Linked DNA regions of Homo sapiens: regions 1 and 2 are each linked to region 3. The links are chromatin contacts, found by Hi-C or POLR2A ChIA-PET in ENCODE. All regions are on one chromosome and are shown on one strand. The core of a region is the stretch at or near the end of the contact, and the rest is flanking DNA. Distances in the headings are between cores, read along the strand shown.

Region 1 (2,874 bases), core at 214-2,713, 5.8 Mb before region 3:
AATATATAAACGTATTAAAAGCAGTTACTAAACGACAAAGCAGGTATCTAAACTTCCTGATGTGCTCAACTCCAAAGCCTATGCTCTTGAGCAGTCCATCAACTAAGACAGAGTCAGACCCTCAGTAAACGTTATTGCTTCCCCAGGACACTGTTTCCTAATACAGCCCCTACCCAACTCTAGCCCGGGTTCAAAGGAAAATTCCTCAGCCCTCATTTCGTCCTCCGAACGAGCTAGGAACATGGGCAGCTGAAGCCTGAAAAGAAACAAGTCTCCAATCTTCCCTGGTCCTGTATTTCTTCACAAACTGAAACACGGAGGATTTTTAAAGCGTCTTAACAACTCTCCCACTTCTAATATTATTGGAATCCCTAAGATCAGGGCCCCAGGCTTTTTGTTCTAACCCATCACAATTTTCGATACCCTGAAGGGAACCTGCCTCCCACCTTCCCCGTAAGTGAAGAGTTTAGCGCAGTGGGCCAGATCCCTCTTCCTCCCTCAGAACCTGTTTTCTTATCTCTATATTGAGATCTGAGACTGAGTATTATCAGGTGCCCTGAGATTGGGATTGTAAATGATTTGAGGTTTGTCTCAAACACTCCATATCGCGATTCTCGGGACCGCCAAAAGCCCCGCATATGCAGGATGTGTGCGTGCGGACACTCAAAGAATGCAGATGCTTTTAGGCAACATGTGCCAAACACGTTAATATGAGGCGCCCCACTACCAACAGACGGGGCAGAAACCACCTGGCGGGAGAGATCAGAGCAAATCAGCAAAAAGGAAAAGGGGTACGCGAGGGGCCCGTGGCCTCCAAGCATCCGCCGAAACGGCTCTGCCCTCATCCACGTGAAGGAAGGAAAGGGGCCCCCCCACCAAGTTCTCACAACCGCCATTTTGGAAACAAAGGGGGCGTGGAGACGCTGCCGTGGGCCCGACCGGAAGCGGAAGTGCCAAGGCAGCGGGAGAAAAGAGATTACGGGGACTAACATAATCTCCTTTTCAGAGAAACCAAAAAGATTTTAAAAAACAAAAGTTCACGTCGAGGCATCTGGCGCGCTCGTGCCGCGTCCCCCGCGCCACCTCCGCCAGGACCACGTGGGGCGCAGGGACAGCCGCCGTGCGCATGCGTCACGGGCCCGCGCCCCGCCGCCCCCTTCCCCTCGCCTAGCGCGCGGCGGAACGCTGGGGACGTCACGTGAACGAGGCGCGCGCCACGGAACCAGGGTTGGGGGGCGCCGCGCGGCCGTGAAGTGGGGGGAAGCGAGGGAGAAAATGGCGGGGGGGCAAAGAGCGACGCGAGGAGCCGCCCACACCTCCGCCCCGCGACCCCGGTGCCCTCACCTTGTTTATTCTCGTTGAGCTGCCGCTCGAACTCGTCGAAGTCCGACATGCTGAGGCGGCCGCGTAGGGCCCTGTGCAGCTTTCGCCTCGCCTTGCCGCCCGCTCCAGCCGCTTCGGCTACTTCCGCCGCTGGCTTCGGCTACTTCCGGCCGCCGCCGGCGCTTCGCCACCTCCTACCTAATCAAGCCTCCGGCAGCCCTCCCCGCCCCGCCCGGGCTCCGCCCCCTCACCCGCCCGCCCGCCCGCGAGCTTGCCCCTCCCCCCGAGCCTGGCTCCGAAGCGCCTCGGCTATCTCCGGATACTGGACGAAGGCGAAGCAGGCGGCCGCTTCGGCTGCTTCCGAAAACACCCGAACGTAGGGTTTCGCCGACTTCCCAGGTTTCCGTAACTTTTCCGAGATTATCTCCTCAACGTTCGGAGGTTTCCGTGTGTCCTCGTGTGCCACTGCGCCCAGTCCCCTCTGCGAGTTCGGGTTCTTCCAACAATTCAATCCGTCCCAGTCTTTGGCTTCTTCCACGGACTTGCTCCGATCTTCTCCGCCGGCCCTGTCCAAGCAATCGGCCACTTCCGACAATCCTAACCGTCCCGGCCTTCGGCTCTTTCCGGAGATTTCCGGATCTCGCCCTCGGGCCCCTCCTGGGATTAAGCTCGAGTCCGTGTTTCGGCTCTTTCCGGAGATGCCACTTGCTCACGCCTCCGATCAGAGAACTTCGGCTCCTTCCGCCACCGCTTCGTGAAGGCCTCACTCTCCGGGGACAGCTTCGACTTTTTCCGTGGGTACCTCGGCTCCTTCCGGCTTCGGGAACGGAAAAGGGAAGGAGAACAGAGACGAGATGGATCAGGGGAAGGGATAGAGAAGGGGACGAGGTCCTAGTTCTCGGCACCTGGCTCTCCGGGTGGGGAAAGTGAAAGAAAAAAAGGGCCGGCCTCGCGGAGGGCCTGAGAAGGTTGTGCCAGACAAAAGCAGCAAGAGGGATGAAGGGTGCGCGCGACCGCTGCGGAGGTTGCCAGCGCGGCTTTTTGCGCCTGCGCAGGGTGGAAGCCGCGGGTGAGGGGAAACAGGCTTCTGCGCCTGCGTAAAAGTCGTTCTGTGGCGCGCTCTCCCACTGCTCCCGTGAAGGGGGTTGCGGGGACCAGGTTTCAGTCCCCATTGCGCGTGCGCGAGATTTCCCTTACAACGGTGAAAGTGCTTAATCCCCAGCCGTTAAATCCGGCCACCCTCTTGGTTGTCTCGGCAACCACATCAACGCGCTCCGGCTCTTCCCGCCGCGCAGGCGCGGCAGACGGATCATCTGGCATTACTTCCGGGAGACAGATGATCTGGCGTTACTGCCCCCTGGCGGCCCAACGGAAGTATCCTCCAGACTTGGCCTGGCCGCTAGGTGGCCTCCCTCGCTAGAGGTCATCGACTCACGCCTCTCGCGCCGCGCTCCGGTCTGGGTAGCCCAGCGGGTAGTGTCCACGCTTCTTTTTACTTTTTTTTTTTTTTTTTTGAGACGGAGTCTCTGTCGCCCAGGCTGGAGTGCAGTG
Region 2 (3,094 bases), core at 55-2,554, 7.6 Mb after region 3:
CCTCACCCACTTCCTGAACAGTCATTACTGCCCGCCCCCTTTCGAGCTGCCCTGAGAAAAGAAAAGGGGAAAAAACTTTACTCTGAAGTGACTAAGAGAACCTGAGAGGCCAAAACAGAGGCCTCTAGGAGGGTTGGGGGACCCAGAACCATAAGCCAAACACAATGAGAGGCAACCCCGACTCAGTCTTCCAGCTACTGGGGGACCCTTGACCTCATGCTCTCTCACTAGGGGCCTGCTCCTCCTGTGGACCCTGGAGTCCCAGGCCTGCCCTTTCTTGGGCCAATCCTGGGGTCCTCACAGGCAGAGCCTGGAGGGCGTCCCGGGGCTGGCACCCAAATGCCCAGAAGTTGGGCAGCCATCACCACCTAATACCCGCTGACCCACTAGACTACCATGTTGGGGACTGAGATCTGGCTCCAGTTTTTTCCAAGCACAAACCTTTGCATACCCCACCCAGGGCCTACAACTATGCCGCCTGGACCCCTAGACCTTGCTGCCTGGCCCAGCCTCTCTTCGCCCCAGAGCTGCTTTCTTTCCCCTAGGGCCTACTCTCTTCCTGTCCACCCTGTCTGAATAACTCCCACCCAAGCCCCGGGGGCCCTCACCTTCCTCAGATCTGAGTAGTAACTCCCGGAGCCCAGGCCAGCCCAGGCCCTGGCTCTTTGGGGTCTCATACCCTCTGTTCCCATTAGCCCTCCTGGCACCAGCTTCTCTGACACTCTCTCTCTCATCCTGTCACTACCTCTATCTCTACCTCTCGGTTAAAATGCCCTAGGCCCCCTCCTGTCACCCCCTCCTTGTCACCCCCATTTATCTCTGTCACCTATTCCTCCCAGTCACTGTCCTGTCAGCCATCTCCGGACCTGTCACCTTCTCTCCCCATCACCTCTCCTTGTCACACTCTCCAACTCTGTCCCCTCCCTCTCCCTGTCACCCTGATCTAGTCCTGTCACCCCTCCATTCCTGTTACCCTTCTTTGCCCACCACCCCCTCCCCCAGTTACCCTTTTTCTGTCAAACCCCCACCACTTCCTCCACTCCCTCCTCCCTTCCCACCATTCCGCCCACCCCTTTCCCCCTGTACCCCCTCCCCGTCCCTGCCACCTGTCCCCTCTCGGCCCCCAGCCCCCCGGACCCCCCTTTCCTGTGTCAGCCCTGGCCCCGCCCCTCACCTTGGGCTCGGCGGGGTTTCGGGGCGGGGGGCCGTGGCCCCGGCTCGGTCCGGTCCGGTCCCTCCCCGCCCCCCCTCCGGCTCTCCCTCTCGATTCTCCCTTTTTTTTTTACTCCAACACACAAAATGGTGAATGGACCTGCAACAGCTGGAGCAGCCAGCCAATCAGCGATCACAACCCCACTGACCGGCGCCAGCCTAGACCAATAGATATCCGCAGACTGGTCGGCTCCGCCTCTCGACGACGAGCGACGCTCGCGGCGACCAATTGGGCCCATCGGGCAGCGCTAGGGGGCGGGGCCAAAGTCCAAGACCGGCCTCCCTCCGGGACCGACACCAACCTGAGCCTACGACTGCCTGATCTGCCTAGGGCCCTACCCTACAACAAGTGAAGGACACCAGTCGTGTCCAATTGCAGGCCGTCTTAGTTCCAAATGACAAATACAGTACCCAGTCGCCATGCAGCCTAGGCCGGAACCCAGCCTCTGTGAGGGACAGTAGCCAATGAAATGAAAGGAGGAGGGGCTAAGGGACGGGTTGTCCAATGAACGGAGGTAGAAGGCGTGGCCCGAACGTTTGTTGACCGGCTAGTCGCAGTTCCTGCTGGGAACCGTAGTCTTCTCACGTCTTCGGCCCATAGCCGACAGTACAAGGCAGACTACAACTCCCATGTGACAGAGTGCTTGGAGCACCAAAGAAACCCGGCGAGGAGAAAAAGTCGAAAAGGGCAGTTCGTCGTGAGTCTCACTGGACGCCAGGAGTATCTTAGACCCAGGGCCCCGACTCACCCGTATTCCTGGCTCTGGCGTCGCCGGTGGCTCCTCTCAGTGGCAGCGGTAGCGGCACGAGGGGGAGGTGCAAGGAGCAGCCAACCGCCACCCGCGAGCCCCGCAGCCAATCAGCAGCGGCCGGGGCGGTGCAATGACCTCACCGGTTCTACTCTCTTACCCCTCCCCCACGTGGTTGTTGCTGCCGGTAGACGGAGTAGGGAAGTTTGGATTGGGGGAGGGGAGGAGAACCAGTGATGTCACCTTTCCCCTTGTTGATTGGCTGCCGGGTGGCCGGGACTACGACCAATTGACGGTCTCGAAAAGTCTGGCGCGGCCCCGCGGAAAGCCCTGTTGCCACCGGGAGGGGAGAGAACGCGCGCTTGTGGGGTGTCGCGCGCTGCAGTATAGGCAACGCGCGCGGCCTGGGGCCCGGGGGACAGGTCACCTCCTCCAAGAGTTTGACATTTAGGACAGCGCAGTTTGACAGCCCACTAGGCATTGGGGCAGGGGGCCGAGATGACGAAATGCAGCGCTTCTTGGGGCTTCGCACTGCATTACGTGGAGAGCTACACTTTGTGGGTGTACGCCCCTGACAGAGGCAGATTTTTAAAGATCCCAGGGGTAGGAGGGTATCACACTGGAGTGGAGGAGGACAGGGAGATGCCCTGTTTGTAGTAGATGCCTGCTGCCCAGATACGGGTTTACAACCAGATGGTGAACCTGTCTGCAATGCATCTATGCCCTCCACTTTGTATTCGCCCTGGTCCGAGGCTAATGGGAAGCAATATGGGTACGCTGGCCGCAGGGAGGCTTTCTTTTGCCTGTGACAGGTTCAGATTCCACACTGGAATTCACACCACTTGTGAGGAAACTGCATCCAGTCTATTGCAAGTCATACTGTCCATGAAACACTCAAACTACGTGTGAAAGAATGTGCTAGGGCATAGAGCTAGTTCATAGCATAGAAGAAATATTAGTTGTCCAATGGGGTTCATGGAATATGAAGGATATTCACATCTATGAGAAAGTCCCACTGTTCACAAATTATTTGTGTTGAGATTGGGGGAAATTCACTGTCCACGAGGAGTTCACACTCGGAAGGAATCTTATAACCTACACTGTTGTTATTATTATTATTATTTTTTTCCCCG
Region 3 (2,859 bases), core at 360-2,859:
ATAACGAAGGGAAAGCCGGGAGCAGTGACGAAGTGGGTGAGTAGGCTGTCAGGCCCTGTCCTCTGGCACCAGAGGAAATGCCATTTCCCTTCAAGCAACTCGAATCCACATCTTGCACCCTGGCAGGGATCTCCCAAGAAGCAAAGGGAGAGAGGGGTCAGCCGTCCCCACGACCGTGCGTCTTATGCTCCCTGCTCTTTTTCCTTGAATGGGCATCCTCTGCCCATTTCACAGAGAGGAGCAAAAGGAGAGGCAGAGTACCCAAGCCTAAACAGGGTCACACATGCCCCACGAGTAGGTCTGGGATTGTACGCAGGTCCCTCAAATGACTTACAACAGCACGGACCTAGAAAAAAAGCGAGTGGAGAAGGGCAAAGCGGGTGGAGCCTACCTTCTTGGAGAAGAGGATTTGGGTGGAATCTCCAGCCTCCTCTACAGGAGCCCAGTGCAGGAGGACGTCATTGTCCTAGGGTAAGGAGGGAGGCGGGGTTAGAGGCGCTCCCCAAACCACATTCCCAAAACTTTCCGTTGCAAATTTCCAAACTTTCCCAGTTTCTACCCTCAGCCTTTCAAAGTCCCGCCCCTCATTCCAGTTCCCACACCCAGCCTTCTTCAGGTCCCACTGCTGACCGCCAGACCAAACTCCTACAGCTGCCGCCTGCATCCCAGACCGCCTGCATCCCGCTCGGAGCGGGTCCGAGCCCTGCTCCCTCCCAGCGCACCTTTTCCACGACACGGATGACACCAGCGATGAGAGAGTCTCGGTCCTGATACTTCTTAGCGCTGGTGTGCAGGTACACTCCGCCCTTCTCAAACACCACCTGAGTTGGGGGGAACCAGCGAGGGCTGGGGCCCAAGCGAGGGGACCAGCCTGGGGAGCCAATAGGGACGGGCCCAGGGAGGAGCCACCCTCAGGGGGCGGGGCCGGGAGGGCCATTGCCCCGGGACCAAGGCGGGGAGAATGGTCCAGCCCGCGTTCGGATGCTGACGTGCGTTCCACAGGGGGCAGGGCTCAAGGAGTCGCCTGAGCCGGGGGGGCGGGGCCATGGGAGGTTCTTCCCTGGGGCGGTGGACGGGAGGGTGACGGCGCGTTTATAAGAGATCGGTGTTTGCCAAGGCCGTGCCGGATTCTCGAGAGCCAAGGCCTGAGAGAAGAGCTGATCACTAGACGGGGCGTTTCGCATACACTGAAGCGAGGGAATGCGTCCTCAGTGCTTACCCTGTAGCCGGCTCCTTCCATAGTCGCCGCCGAAGGCCCCACTGCCCCGCCTCCTCCTTTTCCTAGTCAGCGTGTTGTCACTTCCGGAGAAAACAGTTCCCCTCCGGGCCGGACAGTGGTAGCGGCCCGACCCGTTCTAGAGAAGGAGCGGGTGAAACCATTTTTCAGAAGGGGGTTATTCCACTGGAACCTCGAGGGTGGATCGGAGTCACGTGGCGCAGACGCTGAAGGTGGATCCGGCTACGGAGAGTGCGCAGGCGCAGTGTTCGCCCTCTCGCCACGAAGTAAACAAGTGGGAGGGTCTGAGAGCTGCACCACCTGGGGCAAGCACGCCTTGAAACGCCCACTTCCTTCTCCATATTGTATACTGGAATTGAAGCCAAGGAGGTACCATTTTGCTCGAGGGCATGGCCTAAGCCGGTCAGCTAAGGCCATGTTAATACGGGGCTGTCCCATCTCTCTGCGGGGCGCGACAGCTGGAAGAGCCGAACGGATAAGAGAAGAGGAGGTGAGAGGAGCTGTACACCACAAGAGGCACTGAGGGACTCAGGATAACGGGATGAAGCCGTCAGTGCCCCCAGAAACGAAGCGGCCCCGGACGAATTTCTGAGTCACCGTCGCGAGAAAGCGGGCTGAGCCGCCATTTTGAAGCCTGGCAAACCGAAGCAAGAAATGCTGCCGTGTTGGATCTTTGCCAGCCTTCGTGCCGAATGGGAGCAGGTTGGAGGGAGGGAGAGCCAATATACACTATGGGCTGATTAAGCCCGGTTGGCTGCCATGTTGTTAACGAGCACCGATTTCCTCTACTTTTGTCGAAGAAGTTTATTGTGGGTCAGGGACGTCAGGTCGCTTGCCTTCGTTTACTGTGGTCATGATTGAGCATATGAGGACGGCCATTATTGTTGGGGGCAAATGGAAATGCTCTAGGCGGGGCCATTTTTCTTAGGGGCAAGCTGTCGTCACCCTTGTCAACTGGTTCGGATGAAGCCCCTGTGGCCGCCATCTTGATCTCGGGCGGCCCCGATAAGGGAGGCGGAGTGTGCGGAGAGGAGGCGGGGCAACTGCGCGGACGTGACGCAAGGCGCCGCCATGTCTTTTGAGGGCGGTGACGGCGCCGGGCCGGCCATGCTGGCTACGGGCACGTGAGTGGAGGCGGCGTTGTTAACCGCGGTGTGGGGAGGATTTGGCCGTCCTGAGGCAGCGGGGCGCTGGGAGGGCGAGCGGCTCACGGGAGGGGTATGGCCTGCACAGATCAGAGGGCAGAGGTCTGCCAGCGATCCTTTGCTGAGCGCTGGAAGGGGGTCGCCCGTGGGAATCGTCCTGTCAGACCTGAGGCAAATCGTAGACAGTCTCACCTTGCGGTTCCAGAGCGCCTGGGATCTCTACCTGGGCCGTGGACCACGTCCACGGGGTCGGGGGATGGTTTGGGGGGCCTCGGGGCGCCCCTCACCCGTCCAAAGGCGGGACTTCCGGTCCTGGCCTCCGTCTGGGCGGGATTTCCTGTTTTCTTCCTAGACCAGTGGGTCCTCCCTGGACCCCGGGCGAGGTTGGGAGGTCTCGGGGCAGCTGAGCGTGGCCCCAGGCGCTCACCCCATGGCTACCGCGTTCATGCTCAGGTTCCTCACATCTTGGGGTGTGGG

What was found. Hi-C counts contacts between places; a loop is a spot of excess contacts on that map. ChIA-PET counts read pairs that join two places held with the same protein, here RNA polymerase II (POLR2A). Pooled maps may share reads with other maps.
Region 1: a loop to region 3 is called in a map of gastrocnemius medialis, with 5 times the contacts of the local background. The contact joins the promoter of U2AF2 here to the promoter of AKT1S1 in region 3. A Hi-C loop is called at or near these places in 3 of 168 maps with a recorded cell type or tissue (ascending aorta, gastrocnemius medialis and naive thymus-derived CD4-positive, alpha-beta T cell) and 12 of 50 pooled maps.
Region 2: a loop to region 3 is called in a pooled map, with 11 times the contacts of the local background. The contact joins the promoter of CIC here to the promoter of AKT1S1 in region 3. A Hi-C loop is called at or near these places in 4 of 50 pooled maps. POLR2A ChIA-PET finds 5 or more read pairs at or near these places in 2 of 52 experiments (MCF 10A and WTC11).

What each region holds. Positions count from the first base shown.
Region 1 is chr19:55,653,624-55,656,497 of GRCh38, reverse strand. It overlaps U2AF2 (U2 small nuclear RNA auxiliary factor 2), which reads right to left and starts at 1,463. Exons shown (of 12, transcript NM_007279.3): 1 at 1,345-1,463. The coding sequence starts at 1,393. RefSeq lists enhancers at 638-717, 1,668-2,337 and silencers at 1,078-1,217, 1,428-1,477, 1,568-1,617.
Region 2 is chr19:42,267,462-42,270,555 of GRCh38, reverse strand. CIC (capicua transcriptional repressor) reads right to left here and starts at 1,304. Exons shown (of 21, transcript NM_001386298.1): 1 at 1,175-1,304. RefSeq lists an enhancer at 1,805-2,314.
Region 3 is chr19:49,876,105-49,878,963 of GRCh38, reverse strand. AKT1S1 (AKT1 substrate 1) reads left to right here and starts at 1,609. Exons shown (of 5, transcript NM_001098633.4): 1 at 1,609-1,727. TBC1D17 (TBC1 domain family member 17) reads right to left here and starts at 1,262. Exons shown (of 17, transcript NM_024682.3): 1 at 1,220-1,262; 2 at 723-821; 3 at 392-466. The coding sequence starts at 1,240. RefSeq lists a silencer at 776-1,065 and enhancers at 109-1,068, 1,286-1,625, 1,806-2,445, 2,029-2,859.